Regions from separate parts of the Homo sapiens genome. Here region 2 is linked to region 1. Evidence: chromatin contacts called from ENCODE Hi-C or POLR2A ChIA-PET data. All regions are on one chromosome and are shown on one strand. Each heading gives the region's core, a stretch centred on a gene start or an enhancer-like site at or near the end of the contact. The rest is flanking DNA. Distances are from core to core; before and after follow the strand shown. Region 1 overlaps FGD3 (FYVE, RhoGEF and PH domain containing 3). Region 2 holds the start of WNK2 (WNK lysine deficient protein kinase 2).

The links. Hi-C counts contacts between places; a loop is a spot of excess contacts on that map. ChIA-PET counts read pairs that join two places held with the same protein, here RNA polymerase II (POLR2A). Pooled maps may share reads with other maps.
Region 2: a loop to region 1 is called in a pooled map, with 6 times the contacts of the local background. The contact joins the promoter of WNK2 here to the enhancer-like site in region 1. A Hi-C loop is called at or near these places in 1 of 168 maps with a recorded cell type or tissue (DLD1) and 4 of 50 pooled maps. POLR2A ChIA-PET finds 5 or more read pairs at or near these places in 1 of 52 experiments (activated CD4-positive, alpha-beta T cell).

Annotation. Positions count from the first base shown.
Region 1 is chr9:93,002,198-93,006,547 of GRCh38, forward strand. It overlaps FGD3 (FYVE, RhoGEF and PH domain containing 3), which reads left to right. Exons shown (of 18, transcript NM_001083536.2): 4 at 728-817; 5 at 1,804-1,940; 6 at 3,827-3,983. Among named protein-coding and RNA genes, the nearest start is that of SUSD3, 54 kb to the right of the region's middle. RefSeq lists a silencer at 1,570-1,864. Within about 2 kb of position 1,679, at least 10 of the 41 ENCODE cell types and tissues checked have a DNase peak (open chromatin) inside an H3K27ac peak, as active enhancers do.
Region 2 is chr9:93,181,948-93,186,284 of GRCh38, forward strand. It overlaps WNK2 (WNK lysine deficient protein kinase 2), which reads left to right and starts at 2,192. Exons shown (of 30, transcript NM_006648.4): 1 at 2,192-2,438; 2 at 2,981-3,663. The coding sequence starts at 2,983. RefSeq lists an enhancer at 4,230-4,337.

The sequences.
Region 1 (4,350 bases), core at 429-2,928:
ATCCCTGTGATGTAGGTACTAGGTGGTGACGCTGCTGCTTTGCATTTGGGGTCACTGAAACTTACAGAGGTTTGTTAGCCTGCCCAATGTCAAAAACAGGAGGAGGCCAGGCACGGTGGCTCACACCTGTAATCCCAGCATTTTGGGAGGCTGAGGCGGGCAGATAGGTTGAGTCCAGGAGTTCAAGACCAGCCTGGGCAACATGGCAAAACCTCATCTCTACAAAACGAAAATAGAAAAAAACTAGCTGGACATGGTGGTACGCATGTAGAGCAGGTAAAATGGACTAAGACAAGCTTGCCAAACATCACCAATTTCCCTACACCTTTTACTGAAATCTTTTCTTGGCTTTATAATGGCTTGGGTGCTGTAGCTTCTCGGCTGGTCTCTGGAATTCTCACACAGGTGCTCTGGCCCATATATTGTTGTTAACCTTATGTCTCTGAGCAGAAGGAGGGCCGAGAGCTGTTTAGTCCATCATCTTGCTGACATCACTGTGCAATATATTTTGACGTGGTCGCTGCAACTGCTCTGTAGTCAAAGGCCCATCTATGAGAACTGAGCACCACATCGCCATCACAGTGGCCCCTCCTGCCCCTTCTCTTGCCCCAGTGGCCTCCTGCCACCCCTGTGGCCCCTGGTTCTCCTGCACACAGTGGCAGCCCGTTAGGTGCCGATTCCCCAAGGCTCATCTTCCCCAGGTGAGCTGCATCTCTTCTCTCCGCAGCACTCTGGCCCCCAGAAGCTTCTCCACATTGCCCAGGAGCTCCTGCACACCGAGGAGACCTATGTGAAGCGGCTGCACCTGCTGGACCAGGTAGCCCACATGGCTTGGGGGCAGTTTCAGTATCTCTTAGCATTGGCTGGGCATTATAGGTGCAGTGTGAATGACTTAAATACTAAAACTCAGACAAATTTAAGTCTGGTCTACAAACTTTTTTTTTTTTTTGAGACAAAGTCTCACTCTGTCACCCAAGCTGGAGTGCAGTGGCGCGATCTTGGCTCACTGCAACCTCCGCCTCTCCAGTTCAAGCAATTCTCCTGTCTCAGCCTCCCGAGTAGCTGGGACTACAGGCACATGCCACCACGCCCAGCTAATTTTTGTATTTATAGTAGAGACGGGGTTTCACCATATTTGTCAGGCTGGTCTTGAACTCCTGACCTCAGGTGATCCACCAGCCTCGGCCTCCCAAAGTCCTGGGATTACAGGCGTGAGCCACCACGCCCGTCCTAGAAACTTATTTTTTGTTTTCAGTGCTTGTAGCTCTGAGGAGAAGGCTTTGCCAAGTCACCTGTGGGACATTTCTTCTTGGCAGCTGCATGATCTGAGCATGTAAATGGCTTCTGGATGTTTTTCTGCATAAGTACTTGGGACAGGGTTTGCCACTCATCTCTATCCACATGACAACGTGGGGTTTATGAGCACAGGAAATAAAGCACCCATGGAAGCTGGGGTTTTGACAGACAGTGCTGCTGCTGTTTTTATCTCACGAGAAAGAAAAGGAAGTCTGAACCTTCCATTTCGCATGAGAGGTGGCTGAGGAAAGATGTCATTCCCTGTCCTCAGGCGACTGTCCCTGCCTCACCCACATTCGTAAGTCATAAGTGAGCTTGCATTAAGACCATGAGGTTGTCTGAACCAGTTGGATGAAAAGGGAGGACAATAATTCTGAAATTCATTAAGAAAACACAAGGTGGCAGCAGCGGCCCCTCCCGAGCGCCCTCACCTGTGGCCGAAGCGGGGCGGCAACTGTGCTCAGTGGAAGAGGCTCACTGGCCACACGTGGGCTTCTCTATGCTCAGGTTTTCTGCACCAGGCTGACGGATGCGGGGATCCCTCCAGAAGTCATCATGGGCATATTCTCTAACATCTCCTCCATCCACCGCTTCCACGGGCAGTTCCTGCTGCCGGAGCTGAAGACGCGGATCACGGAGGAGTGGTGAGTACCATCTGCGCATGCCCATGGGGCCCCTCAAGTGTTCTCTAGACCAGGGTTCATGTGCCTGAGAGCGAGGCAAGTGCTGGGGGACTGTCTCATGGTGGCTGGGCGCCTCCCTTCTCTGCACGGTCCTGGGTCCGATCCAGACTCCACCCCTTCCTGGTTGGTGACCTTGACCAGCCACTTACGGTCTCCAAGGCTTAGTTCCTGAGAAAGCAGATGATGCGGAATGAAGGGCTTTTAACGCCCCACTTGGGGCTCTGAAACTAAAATGAGGTTTGACATCTGGAAACACCACACAGTGGATAGTGCTAGTTGGTTTTCTTTTCCCTCCTAGCTTATACTCCACCTTTGTTTTAAAAATGCTGTTTTTCCCTCTCAACAGTGGACCTCAGATCCTCCTCCTGCTGTCCCTGTGGCCTGTCCCTCTGTCCCACTGCTGCTTCTGTTCATTAGCAGAGGGACAGCTCAGTGCAAGTCACAATTCATGAAACATCCCAGGCTGGCCCCCAGACTCATCAGTTCCCCACGTTGCGTGTTGCGTTTCCCCTCATTCTGGGTGCCGCTGCTGTTTGACTTAGGGTCTCTACTGCCTGTGCCCTTCGCAGGCCCGGCTTCCCTCTGCATCAGGAGCCTGGCCCTTCTGTGTCCCACCAGCCCGTTCTCCAAGCTGCAACCCAGGAGACCACAGAGGCTTGACTGGAATGGGAGGCCAGGGGGAGTCCCTTCACCTGTTGCTCAGGGAGGGGCTATGTCAATTTATAAATCTGTACAAGGACATGGTCCAGCTGCCGAACAGGTTTACATTGTGTCCCCGAGGCAGTCAGGACTGGATGCAGCCTTCTGGCTGACAAAAATCCATGCTTGGTAGAGACAGGTTTTCTCCTGCAAGGCCCTGGAGACTGCTAACTCATGAGTGCATGTGTGACCTCCTCTGCAACTTTTATAACAGCACAGGGGTCCAATGACTTAGCCACCCTGCCCTTTGGACATTTTTTTTTTTTAAACAGAGTCTCACTCTGTTGCCCAGGCTGGAGTGCAGTGGCGTGATCTCAGCTCACTGCAAGCTCTGCCTCCTGGGTTCACACCATTCCCCTGCCTCAGCCTCCCAAGTAGCTGGGACTGCAGGCGCCCGCCACCACACCCGGCTAATTATTTGTATTTTTTTTTAAGTAGAGACGGGGTTTCACCGTGTTGGCCAGGATGGTCTCGATCTCCTGACCTTGTGATCTGCCCATCTCAGCCTCCCAAGTGCTGGATTACAGGCATGAGCCACCACACCCAGCCTGGACCTTTAAATTAAATGTATAAGTGCAGTTCACAGTCATGCCTTAGTGATGGCTTTGTGCCTGTGGCTTTTTTCTTTCTTTTTGAAACAGTCCTAAGGTCAAAGACGATTAGTATATTTTTCTGTTTCTTGAAAATTATTTGCAAATCTCTGTCCAAAGCAGCTTTTTTCATTATCAGTACTACAAAGAGCTACTTTCCCCAGGACTTCACCAGCATTGGATAGAACCATTGTTTCTAATCTTTGCCCATTTAAAAGGAGCATAATGGTATTTTGTTGGTTCTCTTTGATAACTGTGGTTCATCATTCAAGCGATTCTGCTACTACTGCTATCTCCTGTGTCTGGGTCACTGGTTCTAAGCTTGCAGCTTGGACTTTTAACTGTTTTACAGGCATCTTTCATTTAATTGCCCAGTTACTATTTTCTACTCTACATGACATAGGGGAGGAAGCTAAGGCTCAGAGAGGGTGACCAATTTGCTCACCATCACACAGAGCTGGCCTCCACCCCACACCCCCCTGGTGGAGTTCATGTCCACTAACCTCAGAGTCCCCATTGCACCCAGCTATTTCTCTGATGATTCATTTCTCCACGAAGGGACACAAACCCACGGCTCGGGGACATCCTGCAGAAGCTGGCCCCATTCCTGAAGATGTACGGCGAGTATGTCAAGAACTTTGACCGAGCCGTAGGGCTGGTGAGCACGTGGACCCAGCGCTCCCCACTGTTTAAAGACGTCGTCCACAGCATCCAGGTAAGGCCGGCAGTGGGAGTGTGGACACAGATGTTCTCAAGATGCACAGAGCCTGGTGTTTTATTTTTTAAAAACATATGTATATATGTATATTTTACTCCAAAAAGTAACATGACATTACTAAAATTTTGGAACATAGAGAAAATTAGGAAAATTATGGGATGTGCCCAGATGTTCTGTTGATGCTTTGAGCCTTACAATAACTCCCAGAGATGAATCAGCATTCCCATCGGAAAATCGTGGCTCAAGAGGCTGTGCAAGCTACAGCATCACGAGCTATTATCTGATGGAACCTGAATTCAAAGGACAGTCTCTGATTGCACAGTGTCCCTCGATATCTAGTGCAGGCATTTTTGTTTAAATGTTA
Region 2 (4,337 bases), core at 942-3,441, 180 kb after region 1:
GGAGCTGCTCCTGAGCCCAGCCTGAGATTCCTTGCAGAGGAAACTGTGACCTGTCCACTACTGACTTAGCTGTGTACCCTAATGGTCATGGGTTGGCAGAGAGAATGAGCTCTCCACCATGGGAGGTGTGTAAGCAGAGATGCGTGAATTCACCCCAAGGGCTCAGAGAGCACACAGTACTCTCTCAGGGACAGGCTGTCCCCCACTCCCCACAGCCTGGGCTGCTCCCTGCTGATTTGTGGGTGTAGCCATCCTTTCCCACGCATGTGTACAAGTGTGGGTGGGCAGCAGCCATGGGTGCTGATGAACCTTCTCCGATGCTGGCAGGTATTTTGCCCACACACTGCCAGTGTGGCCTGTTGGGAGCAGGAGGAGGCCAGATAGGTGTGTGCTGGTCTCAGAACACGCTTAGCTCTGTCCCATCCTGGTTTTCCCTTGGATAGGCTTGAACACACCCATCATGAACAGGTCTGTGGACTTGGTGCCCTTCCTAGATTGACTGAATCTACAAGGAATTGGCAGCCTTTTAAGGTGGGCAAGTCAGGATGATCAGCCCACTCTGCAGGGCCAGATACTGAGGCTCAGGAAGGACCAGGACTTGCCCAAGTTCACTCAGCTGGTTAGGGGCAAGGTTGGGGGGTCTTTAGCCTCCAAAGGGAAGACAGAAAAGATCCTTTTCCACCCCTGACCTCTACCTGGAAGACTCCTGCCCCAGGAGATGCAACTTAGATCCCTGTCCCTCAGGCCTCTCTGTCCTGCAGAGCTGGCGTCTGCTGTTTGGCCTCCTCCTCGTGTGAGCTCTGGGCTCATGCCAGCGGACTTGAGCCCCGGAATGAATGCCTGTCTCACACGGTAGATTAGATTATATAAATAACAGGCAAGTGCCAAATGCATAGCCCTACACCTAGCACACTATTTAACCACTGGCTCTCTGGGGAGAAAAGTCCTGATTTGAGGTGTTTGCCAATTTCCGCAGTGTAAATACTCCCAGCATTGCTGACTTCAGGCTACAGGGTGGCATTGCTGAACCCAGAGCTGGGAAGGGATGTTCACTGTTGCCCCTCACAAATTAGTTTCAGCCAGTGCCAGTGCCCAGCGGGGCTCCAGGAAGTCCTGCTTCTCTGGGTAACAGTTGGCCTGGCATATTCTTCCCTCTACATTGTGAAGGTGAGATATCGCCTCTGCTGGCTTTTATGCCACATGAGTTATTTTGTGCCAGGGGCTCCAAGGCCTACAGGCCCACAAGCATCTTTTCATCTCTGGAAGTGTGTGTGTATCTGATGGGGGTGCCAGCCCAGTGGGATGGGGACTGAGATGAGAATACTCTGGTATCTCCCTTGTGCCTCAGTTTCCTCACCTAGGATCATGGAGGCTGGGGTAAGGGTGAAGTGTTAGCTCAGGGCATTGCCTGGAGCAGGGCTCAGAACTTAGCAGTATGGTTACTGACACAGGTCACCTGCTGCATTAGGGCCAGAGACGCCCAAGAGAGGGCTTGTCCGTGGGGGTCTAGAGGAGGAAGGAGCTAGAGATCATGGAAGACTTCTCGGGAGAGGTGGCATCTGGCAGAGGTGGGAAGGAAGAACACTTTGGGTCAAGGGGCTTCTGGAAGCCTCTCCATATCCCATCCAAGGCATTCCAGCTCAGCTTCGGTCTTGAAAGTTCTGGGATTTAGAGCATATAACTTCTGCCTTTGGCGCCTCAGTTTGCTCTAGACTGTGAAATGGGCATAATGATCACCAGTGCCTCCCTGGGTGATGATGAGGTCCTCATGGTTCCTGGTGGTGAAGTGAGGGCAGGAAAGGACACGCTGAGCCCCACCAGGCTTAGCCCCAGGCTGGGCTCCCGAGGGCGGCGGTACCCCTGGTCCTTTTCTTCCTAGCCTGCCCATTCTGTCCTGGCACAGGGCCTTGAGGTCTAGCGCGCCGGGCTGCGGCGTGCTGAGGCGTTGAGCCTGCTGCCTCCTCTCAGGAAGAAACGGGGTCCTCCGCAGCTGACAGCCCTGCGGGGCGTTCCAAAGAACTTCAGAGGACAGGAGCGCTACCTCGAGCAAAGAACCGCGGGTGGGAGCCCAGGTAGCCGGCCCGCAGGTGGCCGCGCGCGCCTGCCAGTCAGCCAGCCCGTCCGCAGCCAGGTGGGCGTGCCAGGCCCAGCCCCCTGCGCCGGTCCGGGGCGGGGCGAACGGAGCCCCGCCCTCCCCGCGCGCCGGGTCGGAGCCGGTGCGGGAGCGGAGCCGCGCGAAGCCGGCAGGAGCACGCGGGAGCGCGGCCCCGCAGTGGCCCGGCCCGAGAGAGCAGCGCGCAGGAGCTGGAGCGGCGCCACGGCCCCCACCCCAGCGCGGACCTCGCCCGGAACTCGGACCCCGTCCTCGAAGCGTGATCTCTCCCGCCTCGCACGCCCTGGCCGCCGGGCCGCGGGCATGGACGGCGTCCGCTCGCCCTGTGAGTGCCGAGCCTCCCCTCAACGCCGCTCGCCGCCTTTGTGTGCGCGCCGCGGCGCTGCAGCCCCCTCCCCGCGCGCCCCTCCCGCGCCCCGGGCCCGCGTCCTTTGTGGAGCCGCCGCCGGGCCACTGCCTTCCTCCCACCCCCGGGCTTCCCTATCCCCTTTACAGCTGCCTCCGGGACAGCCTAGCAGAACCCTCCTGGGCCAGGGCTGGGCAGGGCGCGAGATCCCTCTGCCGGCCTCCGGGGCCCTCAGGGACACCCTAGCAGGTCCTCTCTCCCAGGGTTCCAGGGACACCACAGGCCCGTCCCTCTCCGCAGCCTGGGGCTGAGCAGGGCACGGACCCCTCCTCCCCAACCCAAGCCTCTGGTCCCGTCTGCAGCCCCCCTTTCCCAGGGCCCCCAGAGACGGCCCCCGCAGGCTCTCTCCGCGGCCGGGGCTGGGCAGGTTGCGGGCTTAGGGCGGCGTTGTCTCATCCGGCGGCCTGGGCAGGTGCGGCAGGGCCGGCGCTCACGCGGGCCTGTGTGTCCTTGGCCCACAGAGATGGACGGCGATGGCGGCCGCCGAGACGTCCCCGGCACGCTGATGGAGCCCGGGCGCGGCGCGGGGCCCGCGGGCATGGCGGAGCCTCGGGCGAAGGCGGCGCGGCCGGGGCCCCAGCGCTTTCTGCGGCGCAGCGTGGTAGAGTCGGACCAGGAGGAGCCGCCGGGCTTGGAGGCAGCCGAGGCGCCGGGCCCGCAGCCCCCGCAGCCCCTGCAGCGCCGGGTGCTTCTGCTCTGCAAGACGCGCCGCCTCATCGCGGAGCGCGCCCGCGGACGCCCCGCCGCCCCCGCGCCCGCAGCGCTGGTAGCGCAGCCGGGAGCCCCCGGAGCCCCCGCGGACGCCGGCCCCGAGCCCGTGGGCACGCAGGAGCCCGGCCCGGACCCCATCGCAGCCGCTGTCGAAACCGCGCCTGCCCCCGACGGCGGCCCCAGGGAGGAGGCGGCGGCGACCGTGAGGAAGGAGGATGAGGGGGCGGCCGAGGCGAAGCCTGAGCCCGGGCGCACTCGCCGGGACGAGCCCGAAGAGGAGGAGGACGACGAGGACGACCTCAAGGCCGTGGCCACCTCTCTGGACGGCCGCTTCCTCAAGTTCGACATCGAGCTGGGCCGCGGTTCCTTCAAGACGGTCTACAAGGGGCTGGACACGGAGACCTGGGTGGAGGTGGCCTGGTGTGAGCTGCAGGTGAGGGTGCCCCAGCCCGCAGGGGGCTTTCCGCAGGGTCTGTCCGCGAGTGCGTCCTTGGGCCTGTCCTTGCTCCTGCGCCTGGCCTTAAGAAGCCCTGGGGGCGGCGGGGCTCCATGTGTGTCACCCTCTGTGTGGATGGCTGGCAGGATGCATACCAGGTGTGCGGACGGCATGTGGGGCCTGGCTGTGTCCGTGCGCAGGTTGCGGTTTGTGAGTCAGCTGGTGGCGAGGGCAGGCCTCTGTTGTGCGTTTGGTGTAAGTGTGCACGCTGTGGGCGTAGAGAGGGTCCTGGAGAGTGGGCCTCGGAGGCTGTGTCTCTTAGGCTGCTGCTTCTCCAGTCCCGATGACCTACTTTAATGACCCAGGGAGTCTGGACTGTTGTGTCTTTGCAAAACAGTGTGGAGGCTTCAAGGCCCGGTGTGTGCAGTCAGAGTGTTTTGGGGGCTCTGGGCTGCCCATAAATTAGTACTTTCCTGTGTCCAGCAAGCCGTGGCTGCCCCAGCAGGGATACCTGCAGAGACTTCTTCTGACCCAGGGCCTGTGACCCAGAGGTGGTGCCTGGTAGAGCTCTGGGGACAGCTGGGCAAGGCCTGGAAGTGTGGTTAGTCGCCTCTGCTGCTCTGAGAGCTCCATTTGTTCACAAAATGGACGTGTGAGAGGTCTTAAAACCG